2 separate regions of the Mus musculus genome follow, and region 2 is linked to region 1. The links are chromatin loops, found by intact Hi-C in ENCODE. Cell type or tissue: heart. All regions are shown on one strand. Each heading gives the region's core, and the rest is flanking DNA. Links, peaks and the distances in the headings are about the cores only. Region 1 has its middle 49 kb from the start of Gm33486. Region 2 has its middle 1.6 kb from the start of 1700121L16Rik.

Evidence for each region. Hi-C counts contacts between places; a loop is a spot of excess contacts. Peaks named below come from ENCODE experiments on the same cell type or tissue, not always from the same donor. Only the 100,000 strongest peaks of a DNase experiment are listed, where the experiment ranks them.
Region 2: a loop joins it to region 1, with 4 times the contacts of the local background. A loop is called at or near these places in 8 of 42 quality-filtered maps.

What each region holds. Positions count from the first base shown.
Region 1 is chrX:104,953,650-104,956,564 of GRCm38, reverse strand. No RefSeq gene overlaps it. Among named protein-coding and RNA genes, the nearest start is that of Gm33486, 49 kb to the left of the region's middle. In heart, for the core only: no CTCF peak of the experiment used is centred there; no DNase peak of the experiment used is centred there; H3K27me3 peaks cover 369 bases.
Region 2 is chrX:104,813,717-104,816,631 of GRCm38, reverse strand. No RefSeq gene overlaps it. Among named protein-coding and RNA genes, the nearest start is that of 1700121L16Rik, 1.6 kb to the left of the region's middle. In heart, for the core only: no CTCF peak of the experiment used is centred there; no DNase peak of the experiment used is centred there.

The sequences.
Region 1 (2,915 bases), core at 261-2,760:
AAATAATAATATTTCTAACAGGGGGTGCCAGCACATGCCTGTTATACAAGCATCTAGGAAGTAGAGGGAGGAAGGTAAGAAATTAGAGGTAATCCTAGTTAATACAGAACTTTGGAGGTGAAACAAAACAAAAATAACAACAACAAAAAAAAACAAAGAAACTAAACAAATATAAAACACACAGAACATGTTTTCTGTTGCAGAGTAGAAAGTGTTCCAGACGAAAAACAGCTTTGTTAAGCAGGCACTGGGATTGGGAATATTCCCTTGTCCAGATATGGGCCAGTTGTCTCACACACACCAAGAGCTTAACTGTAAAGGAGAGCTGATAAAGGTTGGTTCCCCCACCCCCCAGGGACACATTGCCCATTGTCTCTGTGCATATGCAGATGCCTCTCCAACAGCAATCCTTTGTAGCTGTGCCTGTGAACCTCATAAAATTGCTTTTCCTGGCTTTCTACATAGTGCTCTATCATTGCCCTCTACTGCAGGATGCAGCAGGAGTTTCCCTAACAAACAGATCCGAGCTTCCTACAGAGACAGGCCTGGGTCATGAGCCCTACTCCTACTCACAGCCTCTCAGTAATGATGTGCACGCACACCCTGTGACCCCACAGCAGAGGCTGCTTTCAACTGCAATTTCCTGGTAGATGTAGAGATGGAAAATGGAATTGCAGTTCTTCTAGGTGACAGAGGAGGGGCTTGCGTTCTCTCACCAAGCTCTCCCCTTGTCTGGGAGTGATCTTTGGACACTCTGTGGAGCACAAGGCCACCTCATTCTTGCAGCTGATGGAGCACACACCTGTGGATGTGTGGGACAGAACCCTCCATGAAATCCCAGAAGTCAGTAGGGTGTCAGAAGTAAAACATGTGTTGGCATTGTCCTCCATAGAAGAATGACGGGCAGCTGAAGGCTCTAGGGAGAGGGGCAGACTGCTATAGACATCGGGCTGGCTCAGAGACCTGATTCAGACATTTGAGTTTGGATTTTAAAGGACTAGTGGGGGGGGGGCATTCGTCAAATGCCCCCATACAAATAAGTGTGACAGCCTGACACAGACCTGGGCAGTGTCTTCCCTTGTGTAAATTAAGGGGACATGATGTCCTGTTACTGGTCATGGAAGTTGCACCCATGTGACAGGACCCAACTGAGTGATTCTTTTCAGGAAGCGAAGGCTGCAGCTATTCAGCTGTGCTCAGGGGGAGGAGGGGAGGGCATCTTCAGTCAGTGCTCTAGGTGACAGGCAAGCAAACCCACAAATAGGGTGTCATGCTCCTCTCTCAGCTAATACCTTGGTATTCACCAGAGAGTAACTCTTGGTGACTGTGTGAGATAAGACTGTATATAAGCAATAGCTTCTCACTGAGTAAACAGGACTGTATGCCGCCCACAGCCTCTTCATGTTTGTGAGTGTATAGCATGTGTGTGTCTGTGTGTGTGTGTGTGTGTGTGTGTGTGTGTATGAGTGTATGACTGTGTGTGTTTGAGTGTGAGTGTGTGTATGTGTGTGTGTGTGTGTGTGTGTTTGACCTCCAGTGTCTCCCTCAGTCACCTCCACCATTATTGTGTGAGAGAGGGTCTCTCATTGATCCTTGAGCTTTCTGGTCTAGTGAGACAGCTGACCAGCAAGCCCCAGGGATCATTCTGACCCTGCTTCCCCAGTACAGGGCTCAAACATGCATTCCCCAAGACCAGCTTTTATTTGGGTGTTAGAGACTGAATTCAGGTCCCCAGTCTTGTGTAGCAAGCACTTTACCAACTGAGCCATGGCTCACTTTACCAACCCAGGACCCTTGGAAAGTCACACGGTACCTTGTTCCCAGCATCTAGATGTCCCCTGACACCTAGGTGAGAGCATGTTCCCCAGGGAAGTTTGCATGAGAAGGGTGGGCATGTGCAAGTGGCTCTAACTGCAGCTGTGTACCTGATACACACAGCCCAAATGCCCTCATCATGAGACCCTGGCCCCACTCCCAGCCTTGCCAGTAGCCTGGAATCCAGCATAGGAGATGGTATTCCCTCATGGAGAAATGTTCCTTTGTAGCAAGTCTCATTGCCAAGAGGCTATCAGAACCATACAAATTAGCACCCTGTGTCCCCAGGCAAGTTGTCCCAGGGAAAACTGAAACTCACTTCCAGACACTATGCAGCAAGGAGCTAGTTCACAAGGACCTCGCAGGAGCCGGCAGGGAGCAGGTTCTTCTTCCCTTCCCCTGCTTCATCACCTCCTTCTGAATGACCATTATCTCCTTCCAGAATGCAGAGTCTCTGAGAAACTTCTCATCTAGCCCTCCATGTCACACAGGCTGTCTATAAAATCCAGGGATCCTTCTGTGCTCCCATGGTCACTCTTGGCCACGTGACATGTGAGGAAAGCTGTATTCTGCCACAGAGGGCTTTGTGGCTATTGGCAGGCCGCTTTCTCTCTGTGAAGAACGAGGTGCACGTCCGCAGAGTTCTCAATTGGAGCCTTGGTGGGAGCCGGAGCTCTAGGTGTTCTGGAACCCAGAAGCCCACTGGCTTCTTTCCCAGCATGCATTTAACTCCAGTCTCCTCATTCCTGAGCCTCAGATTCCAGAGAATGGCATAACTGATAATTGAGGAGGAGTCATGCAGTATTCAGGTGAGGTTCCTGACCCCCGTCCCATGCCAGTGTCTTTCTGAAACTCATACCAGAGAGCCCGAGCAGCTACAGAGCTCCTCTGTCATCCTCTGGACTTCTCCATCGTGTCTTGTGCATCCTTTTATTTTGATGCCCAGATAAGTGTCCAGGCCCCTTGTCCTTGTCCCGTCACCCATGCTTATGGGCTTTTAATCACCAAAGGCTGTCAATTAGTGTAATTAATGATTTCTCATATTCAGTCTTGGACCATTTCGTTTTCTGTCCCCTCCCACTTCAGTTCTCTCCTATTTT
Region 2 (2,915 bases), core at 148-2,647, 140 kb after region 1:
GCCAATAGCCACAAAGCCCTCTGTGGCAGAATACAGCTTTCCTCACATGTCACGTGGCCAAGAGTGACCATGGGAGCACAGAAGGATCCCTGGATTTTATAGACAGCCTGTGTGACATGGAGGGCTAGATGAGAAGTTTCTCAGAGACTCTGCATTCTGGAAGGAGATAATGGTCATTCAGAAGGAGGTGATGAAGCAGGGGAAGGGAAGAAGAACCTGCTCCCTGCTGGCCCCTGTGAGGTCCTTGTGAACTAGCTCCTTGCTGCATAGTGTCTGGAAGTGAGTTTCAGTTTTCCCTGGGACAACTTGCCTGGGGACACAGGGTGCTAATTTGTATGGTTCTGATAGCCTCTTGGCAGTGAGGCTTGCTGCAAAGGAACATTTCTCCATGAGGGGATACCATCTCCTATGCTGGATTCCAGGCTACTGGCAAGGCTGGGAGTGGGGCCAGGGTCTCATGATGAGGGAATCTGGGCTGTGTGTATCAGGTACACAGCTGCAGTTAGAGCCACTTGCACATGCCCACCCTTCTCATGCAAACTTCCCTGGGGAACATGCTCTCACCTAGGTGTCAGGGGACATCTAGGTGCTGGGAACAAGGTACTGTGTGACTTTCCAAGGGTCCTGGGTCCCTGATCCTGACCACAGAGGAAGGTTCAGACTCTAACCAGGATGCTTTTCTTTTGTGTGTGTGTGTCTTTTGTTTAATTGACTTAAAAATGACAGGCTTCCTTCCAGTATTTTCATACATGCTTTGCTTTGGTTGACTTTCTTCTGGCCTTGTACACCAGAACACCCACATTACTGACTCTCATTTTCTCAGCTGTTCCCATTTACCCCCAGTATTCCTGCATTTCACTTCAATATCTCATGTGATTGACTGTCTGTTCCATCCCTCCATCAAAACCTATTTTCATTTTGAGACAGTGATACAGGAAGTCCAGGCTAGGTCTGAATTCCCTGTAAAGCTAGGGACAGTTTTGGAGCCCTGATCTTCCCTTGTGCTCTTCCCAAGTTCTGGAATTACAGGTCTGAGCTACCACACCCGGATCCCAGAGGCTTTGAAAGGGTTCCAGGAAAGAACCCTTGCTGTGTTCTAAAGCATCATAGAATGAGTCAAAACCAACAGTGATAAGAAACTAGAGGGACACTGGAATATACTGGCTTATATGTAGAAAGGGCAGAGGAGACTACAGGGTTACTTTAATACTGGCCTTTGACTTTTCAGAGTTGCTGGACCCGGGCAAGCTGGGTCAGAGTGAGGAGACTTTCCTGGTGGACCAAGGAAATGTAAGGAAAGAGGAGACATGGTTCAGGAAGCCTCCCTTTGCCAGGCCAAGCATGGGTATCTGGAGCAGGGAAATAGCAGAGCAGAATCTTAAGTGGAACATGGAGGAGATTTGGGGCTGGAGAGAGAGCAAAAAGCAAAAGCGAAAGTGGAAATGAAGGGAGAGAGGAGAGAAGGGGAAGGGAGGACAAAGAGAAGACAGGAGACAGAAGATTGAACCCTGCCCACCTCTGCCATATTGCTTTAATAAATGCCAGACAGGGTCTTGAGACATGGCTCAGTTGGTAAAGTGCTTGCTACACAATATTGGGCACCTGAATTCAGTCTCTAACACCCAAATAAAAGCTAGCCTTGGGGAATGCATGTTTGAGCCCTGTACTGGGAAAGCAGGGTCAGAATGATCCCTGGGGCTTGCTGGTCAGCTGTCTCACTAGACCAGAAAGCTCAAGGATCAATGAGTGACCCTCTCTCACACAATAACGGGGGAGGTGACTGAGGGAGACACTGGAGGTCAAACACACACACACACACACACACACACACACACACCCATACACACACTCGCACTCAAACACACATAGTCACACACTCATACACACACACACACATACACACAAATGCTATACACTCACAAACATGAAGAGGGTGTGGGCGGCATTACAGTCCTGTTTACCCAGTGAGAAGCTATTGCTTATATACAGTCATATCTCACACAGTTGCCAAGAGTTACTCTCTGGTGAATACCAAGGTATTAGCTGACACCCTATTTGTGGGTTTGCTTGCCTGTCACCTAGAGCACTGACTGATGATGCCCTCCCCCTGAGCACAGCTGAATAGCTGCAGTCTTCACTTCCTGAAAAGAATCACTCAGTTGGGTCCTGTCACATGGGTGCAACTTCCATGACCAGTAACAGGACATCATGTCCCCTTAATTTACACAAGGGAAGACACTGCTCAGCTCTATGTCAGACTGTCACCACACTTATTTGCATGTGGGCATTTGAAGAATGCTCCCCACTCCACAAGTCCTTTAAAATCCAAACTCAAATGTCTGAATCAGGTCTCTGAGCCAGCCCGATGTCTATAGCAGTCTGCCCCTCTCCCTAGAGCCTTCAACTGCCCGTCATTCTTCTATGGAGGACAATGCCAACACATGTTTTACTTCTGACACCCTACTGACTTCTGGGATTTCATGGAGGGTTCTGTCCCACACATCCACAGGTGTGTGCTCCATCAGCTGCAAGAATGAGGTGGCCTTGTGCTCCACAGAGTGTCCAAAGATCACTCCCAGACAAGGGGAGAGCTTGGTGAGAGAACGCAAGCCCCTCCTCTGTCACCTAGAAGAACTGCAATTCCATTTTCCATCTCTACATCTACCAGGAAATTGCAGTTGAAAGCAGCATCTGCTGTGAGGTCACAGGGTGTGCGTGCACATCATTACTGAGAGGATGTGTGTAGGAGTAGGGCTCATGACCCAGGCCTGTCTCTGTAGGAAGCTCGGATCTGTTTGTTAGGGAAACTCTTGCTGCATCCTGCAATAGAGGGCAATGATAGAGCACTATGTAGAAAGCCAGGAAAAGCGATTTTATGAGGTACACAGGCACAGCTACAAAGGATTGCTGTTGGA